Regions from separate parts of the Homo sapiens genome. Here region 2 is linked to region 1. Evidence: read pairs that join two places in POLR2A ChIA-PET (ENCODE). Cell type or tissue: PC-3. All regions are shown on one strand.

What was found. ChIA-PET counts read pairs that join two places held together with the same protein. Peaks named below come from ENCODE experiments on the same cell type or tissue, not always from the same donor. Only the 100,000 strongest peaks of a DNase experiment are listed, where the experiment ranks them.
Region 2: POLR2A ChIA-PET joins it to region 1 with 18 read pairs; 2 of 35 experiments call an interaction of 5 or more read pairs at or near these places.

Annotation. Positions count from the first base shown.
Region 1 is chr21:26,221,658-26,224,157 of GRCh38, reverse strand. No RefSeq gene overlaps it. Among named protein-coding and RNA genes, the nearest start is that of APP-DT, 52 kb to the right of the region's middle. In PC-3, no CTCF peak of the experiment used is centred here; no DNase peak of the experiment used is centred here.
Region 2 is chr21:25,900,229-25,902,728 of GRCh38, reverse strand. All of the region lies in intron 15 of APP (amyloid beta precursor protein), which reads left to right. Among named protein-coding and RNA genes, the nearest start is that of GABPA, 170 kb to the right of the region's middle. In PC-3, no CTCF peak of the experiment used is centred here; a DNase peak (open chromatin) is centred at 1,008; H3K27ac peaks cover 1,436 bases.

The DNA of each region.
Region 1 (2,500 bases):
ATGAGGCACTACACCCAGCCCAGGATAATTTATTAAAATACAAAATATAATCACTATCAAAGACAAGAATTGTATGCAAAAAATGCTTCATAAATGCTACTGTCCATGACAGTGTACAAAAACACAGCTCAGTCTGAGACCAACTACTGTAGCATTTAGGACAGACACAACAGATAAGCAAAATTCTCAAGGGAAAACATAGAAGACAACCAGTTCTCCCATAAAGCTCTGAAAAGAAAGTAAAGGCTCTATATTGAAGACTACCCTTGATAACCTCACAGTAATCGGCATGACTAACACATATATTTTGAAATAGTAGCAGTTTAAGATAAAGAGGAAGGGTGGAATGAGAAGATTCCATAATTTCTTGATATTTTTGCATTATTAGAATCGTTTGAACTTTTGACTCTATCCTTGGAGTCAAACAAATCTAGAAGGCTTTGGCTTCTGAATAATAAATCATTTAGCCATAACTTTCAAACTTCATGATTATAATTAACACTTAAGCCTTAATGGATGTTAATGGGTTACTTTTCTTAGGTAGCATGCTATTTTAACAGTGGCTTTTTATATTCAGGGCCTTACAAATTCCAAGGAATGATTCTTACAGTGTAAAGTGCAGCACTATAATAAGGTATAAGAAGGATATTGAGGAAGGAAGGTAAATGGTCTTGTACCCTTAAAATAAATAATTCTACATTGTCACCTACTGTGTCCAATGTATGTAATAAACCTACACTTGCTTTAATGCAGGGGTTACCACATGGTTCCATTTCAGCAGCAATTGCCTTCATCATCTGCTAAGATGGAGAGTAGGAACATGATTTATTTTGAAAAAGGCCCATCAGGAAATAAAGCATAATCCCAGTCCATATGGGCAGAATTCTTAATATCATTTATACTTTTAGGAAAATTCTTTTACCTTGGAAGTTTCTCCTTTGGGCTGAGCTGAAGATTTCTGAAGAGATCTTGGTTGGCTTTGGAGAGCAGGAGAAAAAACACCGGGAGTCCTCCATAGAACCTCATTCCCAGCATTAAGTAAGATCCTGGGATGTTAAGTGTGCAAGGAAAGGCCAGGCTCACGCCTGTAATCCCAGCACTTTGGGAGGCCGAGGCAGGTGGATCACCTGAGGTCAGGAGTTCAAGACCAGCCTGGCCAACGTGGTGAAACGCCATCTCTACTAAAAATACAAAAATTAGTCAGGCATGGTGGCACGTTCCTGGAATCCCAGCTACATGGGAGGCTGACGCAGAAGAATCACTTGAACCTGGGAGGTAGAGGTTGCGGTGATCTGAGATTGCACCACTGCACTCCAGCCTGAGCGACAGAGCAAGACTCTGTCTCAGAAAAAAAAAAAAAAAGAAAAGGAAAATATCTTGGACCCCCAAAATCATCAAGCTAAAGGGAAAAGTCAAGCTGGGAACTGCTAAAGGCAAACCTGCCTCCCATTCTGTTCAAAGTCACCCCTGTGCTCACTGAGATAAACGCATATCTGATGGCCTCCTTTGGAGAGGCTAATCACAAACTTGAAATGCAACCATTTGTCTCTTATCTACGACCTGGAAGCCCACTCCCTGCTTCGATTTGTCCCTCCTTTCCAGACTAAACCAATGTTCATTTTACATATGATGATTGATGTCTCATGTCTCCCTAAAATGTATAAAACCAAGCTGTGCTCTGATCACCTCGGGCACATGTCTTCAGGACCTCCTGAGGCTGCATCATGGGCGTGCATCCTCAACCTTGGCAAATAAACTTTCTAAACTAACTGAGACCTGCCTCAGATTTTCGGGGTTCACATAAGTATGTCCAGGTTGTATGTCTTCCAAAAGAGAATGCATAACTGGGGCCCAAAACTGACACAATGGTAGTATTAAAATTGTCCTAGCTAGGGACATTGACTGTTCCCTGACAGCCAACCACTGCAATCAATTCCTCACTATGTCAATGCAGTGAACCTCTACATTTCTCTCAGCCTTTACTTCTGCATCTGTACAATTGGCGTCATAATAATGCATTTCCACAAGTCTACAGTGAAGATGAAATGAGGCTACAGACACCTGACAAAAGCTCAAGCATTTCACAGCGCTTAAGTAGTGGCAATGCAGAATCAGATCCTTTTCTTTTCCGTGTATATCTTTCAGTAAATGAACAATTGGCCCTAACCCAAAGACAGAACAGCCTTTTAAGAATCATTCACTAACAACTAAAATTCTAACACTTTTTAAGAAAAGGCTATTAACAATCTGATTGTTTAAGCTCTTGATAAATATAACTGGCAGAATTACTAAACATGTTTTGGAGATTTGGGAGAAATTTCAGTGCAGTTGAGTAGGAGGATAGCTAGACACCCAGTGACCCTGGCTGTTGATCTGCAGAAGGACAGATATCAAGTGGTTAATTTGCAGCCTCATCTCTGTCTCTCCTTGTGTTCCAAGCCAAATGGACCTCGTGTGCCCGGGTGGCAGACATCTTTCCCTCATGTCACGTAAATAATAT
Region 2 (2,500 bases), 320 kb after region 1:
CTGTGATGGGAGGAGATGGAGTACTAACCCAGGGGCATGTTAAGTAGAGAACTTACTGGAGATGGGCTTCCAGAGAGGTTATGAAAGATTTGAGGCACCTGGATTGGCAAAGAAGAAGGGAACAATTCTATTCAGAAGAGAGGGTGGCCTAAGCCAAGCTTCCTTTCATACACAGCGTAGGCTTGGGTTGCCCAGTAAGATGGCTAAAGTTGAGAAAGAATGCTCAGATATGAAGTGAGGAAGATTCTAGTTAAGGTTTGTCTATGAATAGCAGTATTTACTGCACATGTATTAAGCCATGCGTGTGTTCTGTTTTTGTGCTTGTAGTAAGTTTATCAAACATTTGGGCTAATTTCCCCGTGTTTTGTAGCATAGCTTTGGTTCTTCTTCACATTTTAGAGACCACCCACTTGAGTCTAATGTGCCGAATTATATCTTTAGCCTTTCCAAACTTAGAAAGCCTTCCCAAGATTGTCATGCCGTTCAAGTGATGGCATTGTTTTTGAATAATCACTGTTGTCCTCAGAAACAAGTTAAAAAAAGGTTTTTGTTTTTCCCCCACCCAGTGCTTTATAATCATGACTGAGGAAAATGGCTTCTCCTTAACTCTCATATCTAAAAAAACAGAATATGGTAGCTTCCAGCATGCAGTGTCAAGTAGGGACCATTGTAATAACAGTGGTGATTTGGGGGCATAGTGGCCATTATAGCTCCTCCTCCTGGCTTACTTCCAAAGAAAAAATAGACTCTGAAGGACTAATTATACAGTTTGACCAGAATAAAAAAGAAAAACACATTAGCGAGCTCTTCACATAGGGTAGAAAGCTACCCTTTCTGTTACAATTCATCACCACCCTTCTGCAGTCCAAATAAAGGGAAACCAGGTCCTTGACCCGAGCCATGCAAGAGGTGTCATGAAGGACATACCTCCCTTAGCCCCCACATGAACAAAAGGCTCTGTCCACTCATCATGACTTACAGGAAGAGAGAGCTGGAGTCACCAGGGCTTAGGGTGAAATCAGCACAACTCAAGAAAGACCTCTAAGTAAGCCTGCAAACCAAGGTCCCTGCCATTTATTTGAAACTACTCATCACATTTTATTACATGCATTATCACCTTATTATGAATATTTCCCTATGTGCCAGCTTACTGATTTTGTCTTTTAGTAAGATTTGCTTAATGTAAAAAGTCTTCCCTAGATGACTATTCATGCTAAACAAACATGAACTATTATAGCAAGAGCTCTTCTGCCAAGAGCTTCTCAAACTATTGAGCTGTAAACATGAATTTATCTGTCATGCTGACTTGATAATATGAATTTTTTTTTTTGGACCACCAAAAGTATTCACAGTATCATTTCAAAAGTAGTGTGGGCTTGTAAAGTTTTTAGTGGAGAGCTCTTGGTTTTGTTTTTTTTTTTTTTTTTTTTTTAAAACAGGATTTGTCTCTGTTTCCAGGCTGGAGAACAGTGGCATGATACCAGCTCACTGCAACCCCCATTTCCTGGGCTAAAGCTATCCTCCCACCTAAGTTTCCCATGCAGCTGGGATTACAGGGATGTGCCACCACACCTGGCTCATTTTTGTATTTTTAGTAGAGACAGAGTTTTGCCATATTGGCTAGGCTGGTCTCGAACTCCTGAGTTCAAACTGTTTGCCCGCCTCAGCCTCCCAAAGGCTGGGATTACAGGCATGAGTCACTGCACCTGGCCGAGAGCTCATTCTTTTTTTTTTTTTTTTTGAGATGGAGTCTCACTCTGTCGCCCAGGCTGGAGTGCAGTGGCACGAATCTCGGCTCACTGCAAGCTCTGCCTCCTGGGTTCACACCATTCTCCTGCCTAAGCCTCTAGTAGCTGGGACTACAGGTGCCTGCCACCACGTCCGGCTAATTTTTTGTATTTTTAGTAGAGACGGGGTTTCACCATGGTCTTGATCTCTTGACCTCGTGATCCTCCCGCCTCGGCCTCCCAAAGTGCTGGGATTACAGGTGTGAGCCACTGTGCCCGGCCAGAGCTCATTCTTTACTTTTATTTTTCAGTATAAATATTTGGCTCCAAAATCTAAAAGGGAAGACTCTTCAAACTGTTCAAGAAAGTTTTCTTAAAAATCTCAGAAATATAGTTCTAACCTATTGTGTTGCTAGATCTTTTATTTATTTATTTATTTTTGGAGACAGAGTCTCATTCTGTCACCCAGGCTGGAGTGCAGTGGCACAATCTCAGCTCACTGCAACCTCCACCTGCCGGGTTCAAGCGATTCTTATGCCTCAGCCTTCTGGAGTAGCTGGGATTACAGGCACCCGCCACCACACCTGGCTAATTTTTTTTTTTTTTTTTTTTTTTTTTTTTTTGTATTTTTAGTAGAGACAGGGTTTCACCATGTTGACCAGGCTGGTCTCAAACTCCTGACCTCAAGTGATCCACCCAGCTTGGCCTCCCAAAGTGCTGGGATTACAGGCGTGAGCCACCGTGCTTGGCACGTTGCCAGATCTTAATAACAG